Linked DNA regions of Homo sapiens: region 1 is linked to region 2. Evidence: read pairs that join two places in POLR2A ChIA-PET (ENCODE). Cell type or tissue: CD4-positive, alpha-beta T cell. All regions are shown on one strand. Each heading gives the region's core, and the rest is flanking DNA. Links, peaks and the distances in the headings are about the cores only.

Evidence for each region. Peaks named below come from ENCODE experiments on the same cell type or tissue, not always from the same donor. Only the 100,000 strongest peaks of a DNase experiment are listed, where the experiment ranks them.
Region 1: POLR2A ChIA-PET joins it to region 2 with 6 read pairs; 5 of 35 experiments call an interaction of 5 or more read pairs at or near these places.

The regions. Positions count from the first base shown.
Region 1 is chr12:64,383,907-64,386,818 of GRCh38, forward strand. All of the region lies in intron 1 of C12orf56 (chromosome 12 open reading frame 56), which reads right to left. Among named protein-coding and RNA genes, the nearest start is that of C12orf56, 5.4 kb to the right of the region's middle. In CD4-positive, alpha-beta T cell, for the core only: no CTCF peak of the experiment used is centred there; a DNase peak (open chromatin) is centred at 1,315; H3K27ac peaks cover 1,226 bases.
Region 2 is chr12:64,249,882-64,252,793 of GRCh38, forward strand. No RefSeq gene overlaps it. Among named protein-coding and RNA genes, the nearest start is that of KICS2, 29 kb to the left of the region's middle. In CD4-positive, alpha-beta T cell, for the core only: no CTCF peak of the experiment used is centred there; no DNase peak of the experiment used is centred there.

The DNA of each region.
Region 1 (2,912 bases), core at 177-2,676, 130 kb after region 2:
GCTGTGAGCTAACTGCTGTAATAGACATAGGTTCACAATGCATGCCTGGAAAAATAGCATTCATCCTTCAAGAGTCCTTCATATTTCTGCAAAGTAATAACAACTAGCATTGATTGCTTGTTCTGACCTATTCACTGTGCTAAATGTATCACATGAATGATCTCAACTGATCTTCATAACAACCTTAAGAGGTAGTTCTTATTATTTTCTCCATTTCATAGATGAAGGAACTGAGGCAGAGAGAAGCTAAGCAGTTTTTTTTAAGGTTGTGGCAGGACTCGGATTTGAAGACAAGCAATCTGACTTCAAAGCCTGTGATCTTAGGTACTTACGCTATTCCACCTCCTTAATCTATTCTGTTTACCTCCCCTTCCTCTTTCCATGCAAAATCAGAAGACAGTATTTTGTGGTATCATAGCATCCTAGGAATACCTCTATTGGAAATTCTACTGTTTTGAACTATTATGTTCCAGTGACTGTCTCCTTTAGAAAAGGAATGTATTATTCTTTTTTAGACTGCATAGCAAGTAGTAGGTGTTCAATAATGTCACCAAGGATAAAACTAGTGATTAAAAATGTGATTATTTCAACCACCTTGAAGGAGGACAAACTGTTCATGGCAAGCAAGCAGGCCAGGCTGTAAAAGGTGCATTTGTTCTAGTTCAAGAGGCCTCATGGAGCCCAGGATACCTAGAGAGCAGATATTCACAAAAGGGGTGAAAGGACTAGGAGAAAGAGAGGCAAGGGCTGCTGGAGTTGACAGATTTTCTTTCCCGTAGGTGATGAGATGGATTTGAAGGACAGTGATCTGTAGGAAATTCATAGACTGCTCTGCGTATTTGTTCTCACACTTAAAAATGTAACCAGCTGGGCACGGTGGCTCATGCCTGTAATCCCAGCACTTTGGGAGGCCGAGGTGGGCAGATCGCCTCAGGTTAGGATTTCGAGACTGGCCTGGCCAACATGGTGAAACCCCGTCTCTACTAAAAACACAAAAATTAACCGGGTGTGGTGGTGCGAGCCTGTAATCCCAGCTACCCGAGAGGCTGAGGCAAGAGAATCACTTGAACTCAGGAGGTGGAAGTTGCAGTGAGCCCAGGTCTTGCCACCGCACTCCAGCCTGGGCAACAGAGCGAGACTCCTGCTCAAAAAAAAAAAAAAAAAGTGTCTAACCTTAGAAGGGCTTAAGTGGTATTTTGATGCACCCAAGAGCAGAACTCTAGAGAACTCTTTCAAAAGTAACTTTTAAGGAAATGTCAGCCTTTTATAAAATATCCGCCCAAGTAACTTGGAAACCCTTTCTTTGAGAAAATGAACCACATCAAACACATACTGAGATCGTGAAGTGCACTTTAAGCTCATTTTTGCTGGAAGGGAAATCTCACTTGTACCCTTCTTCAAAACAAACATGTGTAGACTCTGGTCTAACTGTCTAAATTTTGTTGCTGTTACCTTTAATTTTTTTTCCTTTGTGAAGGGAATAGAATTTTATCTGTATTATTTGTAAGGGCTTTTTTTCCCCTGAGATAAATGTGACATATGTCAGGAACTAGAGTTAATCTGGCCTAACATGGAACAAGGAGAGCTGGGGCTCAGAGGCATAAAGGACTTTATTTGTTCCTAAGATCAGTGCTTGAGATATTTTGCAGATCCTGAACCTGATGAATCAGCTGGCACCACCCAGATCGATTAACTGGCTCATCTGATCTTGTGGCCCCCACCCAGGAACTGACTCAGTACAAGAGGACAGCTTCCATACCCTATGATTTCATCTCCTGCCTAACCAGTCACCACTCCTGACTCCCTGGCTTCCCCCCACCTACAAGTTGTCCTTAAAAACTCTGATCCCTGAATGCTCGGGGAGCCTGATCTGAGTAATAATAAAACTCCAGTCTCCTGCACAGCCTGCTCTGCATAAATTACTCTTTCTCTATTGTGATTCCCCTGTCTTGATAAACTGGCTCTGTCTAGGCAGCAGGCAAGGTGAATCCATTGGGCAGTTACAACTTTAGAATCCTCCCGAGGTGGGAGGATCATTTGAGGACAGGAGTTTGAGACCAGCCTGGGAAACATGGCAAGACCCCATCTCTATAAATAAATTAAATTAATGTGTTGGCAGGACCTTCTGGAAGCTTTAGGGGAAAATCCATTTCCTTGCCTTTTCTAGCTTCTCCAGGCCCCCTACATTCCTTGGCTAAGGCCTTCTTCCACCTTCAAAACTAGCAATGACTAGTCGAGTCTTTCTCATGCTGCATCAGTTGGCCACCGACTCTTCTTCTGCCCCTCTCTTCCACCTTTTTTGTAATTTTTAATTTTTATTTTTTTGAGACAGAGTCTCACTCTGTTGCCCAGGCTGGAGTGCAATGGCGCAATCTTGGCTCACTGCAACTTCCGCCTCCCGGGTTCAAGCGATTCTCCCACCTCAGCCTCCTGAGTAGCTGGGCTTACAGGTGTGTGCTACCACTGCTGGCTAATTTTTATATATATATATATTTTTTTTTTTTTTTGAGACGGAGTTCCACTCTTGTTGCACAGGCTGGAGTGCAATGGCGCAATCTTGGCTCACCGCAACCTCCGCCTCCCGGGTTCAAGCTATTCTCCTGCCTCAGCCTCCCAAGTAGCTGGCGTTATAGGCATGTGCCACCACGCTTGGCTGATTTTGTATTTTTAGTAGAGACGGGGTGTCTCCATGTTGGTCAGGCTGGTCTCAAACTCCCAACCTCAGGTGATCCGCCCATCTCGGCTTCCCAAAGTGCTGGGATTACAGGAGTGAGCCACCGTACCTGGCCAATTTTTATATTTTTAGTAGAGATGGGTCTTCACCACGTTGGCCAGGCTGATCTCAAACTCCTGACCTCAGGTGATCTGCCCGCCTGGGCCTCTCAAAGTGCTGGGATTACAGGTGTGACCCA
Region 2 (2,912 bases), core at 144-2,643:
ACCACTTAGGTCCTGCATGATATGACTTTATCTTACCTTTCCAGCCTTATTTTCCAGCACTCACCTTCAATAGGACCAGATACCCAGCCCTGAATTTCAGGATTCTGTGCTTTTGCTCAGACTTTTTTTTTTTTTTTTTTTGAGACACGGTCTGGCTTTGTTGCCCTGGCTGTAGTGCAATAGTGCAATCTCGGCTCACTGCAATCTCTGCTTCCCAGGCTCAAGCCATCCTCTCACCTCAGCCTCATACCTGTGGTCCCAGCTACTCAGAAATTAGCCATGCCTGGCTAATTTCTGTATTTTTGTGGAGATGGGGGTCTCACTTTGATGCCCAGGCTGGTCTCGAACTCCTGAGCTCAAGCAATCCACCCTCCTAGACCTCCTAAAGTGCCGGGATTACAGGTGTGAGCCACCGTGCCTGGCACTCATACTTTCTCTTCCTTTTTTTTTTGAAAGAGTCTCACTCTGTCACCCAGGCTGGAATGCAATGGTGTGATCTCAGCTCACTGCAACCTCCACCTCCAGGTTCAAGCTATTCTCCTGCCTCAGCCTCCTGAATAGCTGGGATTACAGGCTCACGCCACCACGCCCAGCTAATTTTCTTATTTTTAGTAGAGACAGGGTTTCACCATGTTGGTCAGCCTGGTCTCGAACTCTTGACCTCGTGATCCACCCTCCTTGGCCTCCCAGAGTACTGGGATTACGGGCATGAGCCACCGTGTCCAGCATTCTCTTCTACTTAGAATGCTTTTCTCTTCTCCAAATCCTAGAGATACTTTATTATTGTTATTGTGAAATATTTCAAGCATTCAAAGAAGAAAAGCGACACCTGTGAACTCACCGCCAAGCTTTGTCAAATCTTATCATTTTGTCCTGTTCCTTTAGTTCTTTGAAATATTACAGGCTTACATATGTTTTTAAACCTCCTCAAATGCCAACTCTTCTAAATAGGCCTCCTTGATGTACTCAGTCAGGATGACCTGCATTTACCTACAGGTAAAGCTACTCAGTCCCTTGTATGATGTCTTCTTTGAGCATTCCTTATTATGGTCATTCCCATAGAGTACTACAAAGATGACTTTAGGTAATTCAAGGAAGACACATTTTAAAAAATTTTGTAGGCCAGATGCAGTGGCTCACGCCTGTAATTCCAGCACTTTGGGAGGCCGAGGCGGGCGGATCATGAGGTCAGGAGATCGAGACCATCCTGGCTAACACGGTGAAACCCTGTCTCTACTAAAAATACAAAAAATTAGCCAGGCATGGTGGCAGGTGCCTGTAGTCCCAACTACTCAGGAGGCTGAGGCAGGAGAATGGCATGAACCCGGGAGGTGGAGCTTGCAGTGAGCCGAGATCACGCCACTGCACTCCAGCCTGGGCGACAAAGCGAGACTCTGTCTCAAAAAAAATAAATAAAATAAAAACATTTAAAAATTTAAAAAAATGTGTATGTTTATTTTTAAAAGTACATTAGAAATATGCACATAACAGCCAGGCGTGGTGGCTAATGCCTGTAATTCCAACACTTTTAGGAGGCCGAGGCAGGAGGATCGCTTGAGCCCAGGAGTTCAAGATCAGCCTGGGCAATATAGTGATACCTTATCTCTACAAAAAAAAATTTTTTTTTAATTAGCCAAGCACAGTGGCATGTGCTTGTAGTCCCAGCTACTCAGGAGGCTAATTAGGGAGGATTGCTGGAGCCCAAGAAATTGCTGCAGTAAGCTGAGATTGTGCCACCGTACGCCAGCCTGGGCAGCAGAGTGAGACGCCATCTAAAAAAAAAAGAAAGAAAAAGAAAAGAAAAAAATGGGTCCGGCATGGTAGCTCATGCCTATAATCCCAGCACTTTGAGAGACTGAGGCAGGCGGATCACTTGAGGTCAGGAGTTCGAGACCAGCCTGGCCAACATGGTGAAACCCCATCTCTACTCAAAATACAAAAATTAGCCAGGTGTGGTGGCACAGGCCTGTAATCCCAGCTACTCGGGAGGCTGAGGCATGAGAATCACTTGAACCCGGGAGGCAGAGGTTGCAGTGAGCCAAGATTGTGTCACTGTACCCCAGCCTGGGTGACAAAGCAAGACTCCACCTCAAAAAAAAAAAAAAAAAAAAAAAGCACACACAGGTAATTTAAAACTATATACCTAGAACACCAAATCTGTGATTTCCCAGGTATTCTTTATGACAAGGCTAAGGTAGGTACACATATTGGGAAATTATTGAGTAATATTAGGAAAATATTGAGAAAAACATTGAGTAAATCTGTATTGAGTACTATTATACAGATGATATGGGAAATATTTTGAAGGTTGTATTCAAATAATTTAGAAAAGAATGTAAATTCTTGACAACAGAGACCCAGTTTTATTTATTTTTCTGTACCCTAAGCATCAAACAAACTCAGAATAGATGCTTATTGAATCAGTTTCTCTCTGGGGCAGAGAGATCTCTGAAAATCATATGAAACCTCCTAAACCTTCTGACAGATAACTTAAAATATCTTAAAAGACATTTTCCCCACACCGAGCGCCCATGCCTGGGACAAATTATACATTTTCCCCTCTTCCTTCCTTGCCCATTTTGACAAGTTGCCCCAGCTGGGGCTTAATAGATATTAAGTAGTGCTAATAATAGTCATCCTCTGAAGGAATGAGGACTTGAGATTGCCAAGATGATCTTTTTTGCTCCAACACACCAATCTCAGCATATTTCAGTTTGTGTGCCACTTTCGTTCTTGGATATGGTCCAACACACACACACACGTACACACACTTTCTCTCAAAACACTTTATATATTTTTTAGAGAAAATATTTCTCAATCTCCTTAAAAATCATTATTTCATTCCATCTTTTCATCATTGTTAACACTAAACCATTTGGAGTCACGTTGGCAACTGGATTTCATCTTGAGAC